Regions from separate parts of the Homo sapiens genome. Here region 1 is linked to region 2. A link is a contact called in ENCODE Hi-C data. All regions are on one chromosome and are shown on one strand. The core of a region is the stretch at or near the end of the contact, and the rest is flanking DNA. Distances in the headings are between cores, read along the strand shown.

What was found. Hi-C counts contacts between places; a loop is a spot of excess contacts on that map.
Region 1: a map of PC-3 shows a loop between it and region 2 (11-fold over the local background). The contact joins the promoter of LINC01767 here to the enhancer-like site in region 2. A Hi-C loop is called at or near these places in 4 of 168 maps with a recorded cell type or tissue (PC-3, cardiac septum, gastrocnemius medialis and 1 more).

The regions. Positions count from the first base shown.
Region 1 is chr1:56,412,387-56,416,614 of GRCh38, forward strand. LINC01767 (long intergenic non-protein coding RNA 1767) reads left to right here and starts at 2,577. Exons shown (of 4, transcript NR_147163.1): 1 at 2,577-2,764; 2 at 2,862-2,956; 3 at 3,147-3,223; 4 at 3,396-3,580. It overlaps LOC124904185 (a long non-coding RNA gene), which reads right to left. Exons shown (of 2, transcript XR_007066106.1): 2 at 1-141.
Region 2 is chr1:56,372,149-56,376,285 of GRCh38, forward strand. No RefSeq gene overlaps it. Among named protein-coding and RNA genes, the nearest start is that of LINC01767, 41 kb to the right of the region's middle. Within about 2 kb of position 2,308, at least 8 of the 41 ENCODE cell types and tissues checked have a DNase peak (open chromatin) inside an H3K27ac peak, as active enhancers do; they include PC-3, gastrocnemius medialis and heart left ventricle, where a contact is called at or near this core.

The DNA.
Region 1 (4,228 bases), core at 1,327-3,826, 41 kb after region 2:
TGATGAGGATTCAAGGTTGTGATGATTAAAGCCAGGGTAGGAGGAACATGTAATTTGTGCAAAAGAACCCGGAGAACAACAGCAAAGGGAGAACTCTGTTGAATATATACAAAGGGGACGCTGCTTTGCAGTCTTGTTTCCCTAGGAGGAAGAGGGAACACAAACAGAAAGTTTTTATGATTTCACAGAACAAGAGAAGGCTCAACACTTGGCATAACAAAAGGTAAAATGTTTGGGATAATGGACACCAACTAAGCCTTATCTCCACTTGCACATTCAACCAAAACAAACAGATTCTATTAGTATCACCTTCACTAACGTGATTGCATTCATCCATTCATCCAATATTTAACAAATACTGTGTATTATACCCCGCTAAGCATTGGGAATGCCACAGTGATGAAAACACAGTCTGTGCCCTCGAGAAGCTCCTAGGACAGCAAGAAAAACAGATCTGTGAAGAGGCGATGATAAGAAGGTAATGAGTGCTCTAAATTTTGGTGGGAGGCCGGATGTGGTGGCTCACACCTGTAATCCCAGCACTTTGGAAGGCCAAGGAGGGCAGATCACCTGAGGTCACGAGTTTGAGATCAGACTGGCTAACACAGCCAAACCCCATCTCTACTAAATATATATATATATATATATATATATATATGTATTAGCTGGGTGTGGTGGCATGCACCTGTAGTTCCAGTTACTCAGGAGGCTGAGGCACGAGAATTGCTTGAACCTGGGAGGCAGAGGCTGCAGTGAGCTGAAACTGCACCATGCACTCCAGCCTGGGCAACAGAGGGAGACTCTGTCTCTAAATTAATTAATTAATTTAATTAATAAAATAAAATAAATGTTGATGAGGAAGTAGGAATCCAGGGAGACTTCCTAGTGATAATGACACCTGACCTCAAAATCCCAGAGAGGATGGTGGCTGGGGTTTTCACAGAAGGAGATGGATGCTGATGGTCATTCCAAAGATATCAATCAACAACTTTCTTCAGTCTTTTATCTTCAGTGCATTTATCACTCCATTTAAATTTTCCAGAATTGGTAAAACTTCTATGGGTCTTAATTTAAATATGATAAGCAATAACTTGTTACATTTGACTTAGGAAAACTGCATGATCCAGTGGTGACAAACCACAGGTCTGGGGATAGGCAGACCTGGGGTTGAGTTCTGCCACTACCACTTGCCAGCTGTGGGCACATCACTCACCCTGTCAGGTCCATGCCCACCTCACAGGGATGTTACTAGAAATAACATGAGGCAATTGAAGCATCTGGCACCTAATAACATTCTGTTCTTCCCCTAGGATCCTGTGACCACATCACAAACATCCCCCAGTTCCACGGGTGACTGTTTATCGTAACCCCACAGCCTTCCTTCAACCCAGCTGCTACCATCTCTCACCTGTACTATGTGATAGCCTCTGGACTTTTGTCCCCACTTCCTGCCTCATTCCGCTTTGGTCTGTTTTTCACAAAGCAGCCAAAAATGCTTGAAAATGCGTGGTGCTCATGCCTTTCCTCTGCTTCACACCCTCCCACGATTCTCCCTTGACCTCTGATAAAGTCGAAACTTTAGAACAGCTTTCATGGCCTTAATTGTTCAGCCCCTGCTCCCCTTTCAGCCTGGTCTGCCTCCCGCTACCCCATTCCACTCCATGCTCATGTTTGTCCACAGACTTCTGCCTGGAACACCATCCCTGCTGCACACCTCTTCTGCATGCTAATGCCTCTCCCTTCTCAGTGCTTCCTGGAGGAAGCCCTATGCTTTGATGCTTCTTCCAGGAAGCAACCCATGATTTCTGACCACCACAACCACGCCAAGCAACACTGGATTCAGTGCTCCCTCTCTGTCCTTCCTACCTTCTGTTTTTTCCCCATTTATCACAGTCTGTTACAATCTACTTCTCCGTATCCATCACTAGATAGTCATTTCTTAGGAATAGCTTTTGAAGCTTTTATCCCATATCTGACCTATTTTGAATGAATGAATAATCTCACAATGAATGAATGGCAGGGATGAGATTAAAACTCAGGTCAATCTGATCCCCAAACGTATGGGTTCCCATCATCCCAGTTGAAACCTAACTAAAAACTGAAGTAGTGCCATCCCCCCTCCACTGCCCCATACCCCCAATGGGTCTGCTCCCACCAGCCCCCCACCCTGCCCCCCACCACACACACACACACACACACACACACATCCCTAGCTTAGGGTCCCTCTATTTGGCATGGACTCATTTTCTGCCAGGAATGCATATCTTCCTTGCAGGCTGAGGCACTATATGGACTGTACTAAAAACACTCAACCCACTGATTCTGGTGAAATTATTTTGGAGTGACAGGGATAGGCAGGGGCTTTCCTGGGCTCAGGACTCTAGCTGGGGAGTGGCAAAAGCCACAGTGCAACTCAACTCAGGAGAAAATAAATGCCTGGAAATTTGAGCCAGCTGTTTTTTTCTTACTCACCAAAGTGCATTGAGTCAACCCTTAATCTTTTGTCAATATTTGCGGACTGAAAACACGACAAACCACCCCCTGTGCCGCTCAGAGTGTAGACACTGACTGATGGGACCAGGTACAAAATCCCCTGGGACAAAACAGAACTTTCATAACTGGCTGTAGAGTTATTGTTTTTGCCTTTTGGAAGCTTCCACCTTGTGACGGGAAGAGCACTGTCAGCCCAACACAGAAACTCTGCCGCCTGGAGTCACGTGGATCCAGATGCGAAGGGACTCCAACGTCATGCTAAGGAGTTTGGGTAATAACAATGATAAAATGCACTTATTGAGGTAGTGTTTAATGTGTTTAATGTATCTTCTTTACACGTGTTTAATGTATCTTCTTTAATCCTGAAGGCTAAGAATTTGTACAGCCATATTACAGATTTGGAAAATGATGTGAAGAGAAGCTAAGGGATTTGCCACTGCCACTCAGCTGCCAAGGATCAGAGGCAGGATTCTAGTCTGTCCCCTTTGTTCCATCACCCCTGCCTCCCCCTGGGCCCAGCCACCATCACCTCTCCTGGGGGGAGCTCCTAATTGTTCTCCCTTCTTCCTCTTGTGCGCTCCTCCAAACTATCTCCAGCCAAAGTGATCTTTAACAATGTAAATCCAGTTATATCACTCTTTCCATTGTAACAGACATTACTTCTACTTCTCAACGTCCATCCTCCAACCATTGTCCAGTGATTCAGGCAGAATTCCCTCCTGCTCAGGAGGTGAGTCGACCCAGTAGTGCCACTGGCTCTGCAACAGGAATTGGTTAGCAGGGCTTTGCATCTCCTTGGCCACAGACGTTGGGCAGGTGTGGAAAAAGGCCATCAGCTAGATGCTCAAGATTGAATTCTGAGATTGTGGGGGTGATGCTCTTGCTCTCATCCCTGTCTGCAGGTAGCCATCCTGTGACCCTGGAAGAAACCAGCCCAAGGAAGGTGCTAACCTACAGAAGAAGGACATGGCCAGGGTAATCACATAGACCCGGAGTTGAAGCCCTGACTGCACCACACCCGAAGCCTCCCCACCTTTCAACCTCTCGGTGATGGTGAACCAATAAACTCTTTTTATTGTTCAAGCCAGTGTGAGTTAGGTTCGCTATAATTTGCTGCAGAAAGTCTCCTGAGTGATTCAGATGCCTGTTGGTGCTCCTGGAATTGCATCCAGATGCCCTACCTTAGTATTAAAGTCTCACTCAACTCTAAGATCAATGAGTGGGGAGGGTGAGGGCTAGATTTTCATTGACCCTGGTGTTGCCAGCCCCTGCTGGACATCAATCTGGCACAAAGCAGACAATGTTAATTTTTTTTTCCTTGAAGGAGTAAACCCAGGTCTCTCTCCAGTGTCTTATCAGCCTCCCAAAGGCGGGGAATCCCACTGGGGTCCCTGATCACCTTCCAGAGCCACCTCTCTGCAATCAGCTGCATTTTGCTAGAATCGGCCTTGCTGTCCACCTTCCCCATCAGCGTCCTCATGGAGACCACCATGAGGGAGGGGCCAGCGGGTCTGAACTTGAGGCTATGTCTAGCAGTGTGTCTGAGCTCCAGGTACCCAGGAGGGGGCCATGGCCGAGTGATGCCCAGGGCACAGGATGGTGCAAGCAAGATGTAAACAAGATGCAAACAAGATGGTGCAAGGAGATGCAAACAAGATGTTTGCAAGGAGATGTTTGCAACAAGATGTTTGCAAAGAGATGTTTGCAACAAGATGTTTGCAAGGAGATGCAAACG
Region 2 (4,137 bases), core at 1,058-3,557:
ATATTGCTAAATGTAGCTCTAATTTATTCTTTTAGTTGCTATTTTATGTTGCTTTATTTTTGCTATTTTATGTTCTATCTAAAAAAAGATCCATTTGTTTATCCATTCCTCTATTAATGTACTTTTAGATTATTTCCAATATTGCACTATTATATACAATGCTAACACTGAACATTATTGCACATCTCCTTTGGCACATATGCAAAAATTTCTCTAAGCTATTACCTCATAGAGGAAGCCCTGGTTGTGTATTCATATTGACTGCTACTATGTATTGCCAGTTGCTCCCCAAACTGTTTTACCAATTTATAGTCCCACCAGCATGGTATGATAGTTCTCATGTCTCCTTATCCTCCTCAACATTGGGTATCTCAGACTGTTATTTTTGCCTATCCGACAATGGGAAATAGTGTCTTACTGTTCTCATTTGAATTTCCCCAACAGCTCATAATGTCAAACATCTTTTTATATGATTATTGGCCATTCCAGTTGCCTGTTCATAATCTGTAGATTTTTCCATTGTTTGTCTTTTTCTTATTGACTTGTATGAATTATTTATATATCCTGGGTAATAATCTTTTAAAACTTGAATGTATTGTAAATATTGGGACAAGCTTTGTAAACTTCAAAGCAGCACCAAAAAAATGGTTTTTATTAGTGTTCATTTTACTCTTACATATGTCTTATCACCTAAACCAGAGCCTCCAGAGGACAGAGAATGTGGCTTCCTTATGTTTATTTATCCAGAATGAGTGTTAATAGGAAGCAGCCTGGAATTATGGGGGAAAATTAGGGCTTTAAAAATAGAAATGGAGTTAATACTGCCTCTGCCACTGAGTAGCTATGTAAGCTTGTTCAAACCACTTAATCTATTTCCTTTGTTCTAAAATGGGAAGAATATCTCACAAGGTTGTGAAGAATAGCATAAGATAATGCATGTAAAAGTGCTTGGTGTGGGGGCATAGCATATACTAGATTCTCAATAGATATTAGAATAGAAATATTGATAAATATTTGTTGGTGGTGAACTTAATTCTTCAATAACTGGATAATAATAGCTTTATTGACCATTTCTTATTTCTAGACACTATTCTACACAAACAGCTCCCTCTACTATATTTTTATCTTTTTTTTTTTCTGTTTTGAGATGGAGTTTTGCTCTTGTTGCCCAGGCTGGAGTGCAGTGGTGTGATCTTGGCTCACTGCAACCTCCGTCCCCTGGGTTCAAGAGATTCTCCTGCCTCAGCCTCCCGAGTAGCTGGGATTACAAGTGCCCACGAACACACCCGGCTAATTTGTATTTCTAGTAGAGATGGGATTTCACCATGTTGGTCAGGCTGGTCTCGAACTCTAGACCTCGGGTGATCCACCCGCCTCGGCCTCCCAAAGTGCTGGGATTACAGGCGTGAGCCACCGCGCCTGGCCATCTTTTTTTTCACAGATAAAGAATCTGAGACTAAGAAAGATTAAGTAATTTAGACAGTTATACAGCTTGTAAATGGTGGCTTTAATCTACAAAGACTGATTTATCTTAGTCTTGTCACAAAAATGTATTCATCCATCCAACAATATTTGTTGAATGTCTACTATGTTCCAGGTACTCCACTAGGCACTCGGCTGCATTGGTGAACAAGATGAACAGACTTCCTACCCTCAAAGAGCTTATATTTTAGTAAAGGACCAAAACAGCAACCAAATAGGCAAATAAATTGTGATATATTATGAACAAATGCACAACTAAGATAGAATATGGCAAAGAGCTTGGAGATTCTTTCAGGGAAGTGATCAAGAAAGCATTTGCCAAGGAATGACACTGAAGCCAAAATAAAACAGATGAGAAATAGCAAGCTGACCATTTGAAGAACATTTCAAGCAGAAGCAACAATATGCAAGTTCAGTTCCAGTCCATAATATGAACTAGACAGAAACTATTTCGATATTCCATATCTCCCACTTGCGAGTCCTGCTCACTCTTTTTAGCCATGGCAAGGAAGAAAATACTGTGAGCCCGAAGCAGCTGGTAAAACCATCATTCTACCCTGAGCCCGGATCACCCCCAGCTGGGCAGCGGCCATCTGGACATCCTCCAGCTGCAGCCACTCTTCTCCTACCAACTTCCCTTCCACGGCACTGTTCCATCTCCCAGGCCAAGCCTGTGAACTTGGCCAGATAGGTTTGGCTTTGTTTCTCAGGTAAAAACTTTTCACCCCAGCATTCCCCACACCGTCAATAATGGTGCACATTTGCAGATTGGTCTGTACGTGCATAAGCTGAGACCCTAGAGGATTGATTCAAGTCTGGGAGGGTGCCAGGTTTTCATTAAACCCCTTATAAACCAGCACTGCAGTTCTACAGGGCCACATCTGCCGAGGAAGCCATCTGTGATTCGTATCTTCGTGCTCCAACAAAACGCCAGCAGTGTGAAAAACTCTCCCCTCTGCTCTGCAGTGAACTGGAAAAGTAACATTAGTAATCACTTTTGCAGGCTCCATAATGACATAATGGGCATTGGCTTAAGTCTTAAACCACAGCCAATAGCCCCTGCCAACAATCTGGGTGGATCCAAGCTGTCCTAAAAATATAGGTCATCACTCATGCCCTTCTCGACCTAAGAGAATAAAGATAAAGAATTTGCACTTTGAGATACAGGGAGAAAAAGTAACTAATGTTTAATGAGTGTCTGCCAAGCATCAAGCACTTTGCAATGATGACAACCTTAAAAAGCATGCATGATTGTACTCATTTTACAGAGGAGGGGCCTAAGGTCAGAGATACTAGATGGCTTACCCAAAGCCACACAGATCAGTGGCATGGCAGAAGGTCGAACTCAAGCCTCACAATCCCCAAAGCCTGTGAGCTTTCCACCCCAGAAGGAGAACCTTGAGGATGGCATGCAAACTAAGTGTTTGGATTTTTCTACAAAAGTAATTCAAGACTGCATTAAAAATTAAGCACAGGACAGATAGAACATCTTTCACCTGTAGTAGCCTAGATCTGGGTAAAACCACTAAGTAATAGAACTGCACATGGGTTATTTAAATCCATAATACTCACTTTGAGTTAGATGAACAGAAAGGAGCTTGCCTTCTCTGCTTAATTCTTGCTTCCTCCTCCCCCAACCCCAGCCCATCCTGTCAAAAAAAAAAAAAAAGAAAGAAAGAAAAAGAAAAAGAAAAGATACTGCCTGCTCCTAATGTCTGAGCCCACATCCAAAAATAGAACCATCCAGCCGGTGTTCATTTCATTAAGAGTACCTTCCAATAGGGTGCTTGCTTGCATTTTCTGCTAAAGACCTTTGGAGGTCCCAAGCAGTCTTAAAGCGAAAAGTCCTTTTTCTTCTGAAGATGCAGGATCTCTCTGGGGCTATCCAGGACAAAAGGACGGACTCCTTAAACAAAGAGGAAACAACTGCTCCCCTCAGGAGACTGCAGACTCAGAAGCAGGGAGAAGAAGAAAAAAAAAAAAAAAGCCTGGGCTTTAGGACCAAGCAGGCTGCGGTTTGAATCTTGGCTTTCCTGCCAAATCATTGTATGAACTCAGACAAATATTTACCTTTCTGAGCATCCTTATGTGGAAGAATGAATCTAATGATACCTACCATACGGGGTTACTAGGAGGAACTGAGAAGACAATACATCAAGACACAGGCACATGGTGGGTTTCAATAGAAGTTAATTTGCTTTCCTTACCTTTTACATTTATCTTCTGTTTGGCTAAAGCTTCAAAGAAAGATTCAAAAAATGTTGAAAGGGTTGATAGTTTTCTTTTGGAAGGATAGTTTTTGATATTTCAGATTCTGTTGGATTGTCTAAAAGATTAACTCTCAGCAGCTTTTCCTCTTTCCTCATATAAACACCTAGAAATAATTTCCTGATCCATGTCCCATTGATGCCAAAGAGCAACAGGACAAAGAGAATCAAATCATGTTTAAATCACTTAGTGGAACCCCTCTTTCGTAGATTGCCAGGTTAGCCAAAGTTTTAGTTTAAAAAAAAAAAAGTTGGGGGAAGTTGGGAAAGAAAAAGCACTGACAATGAAGGAACCCTGCTGCTCTGGGAGAATTTTAGACTTGACAAAGATTTATACAATTTAATCATCATGTCCATATTCATATGGTAACCTTTGCTGAAAGAACCT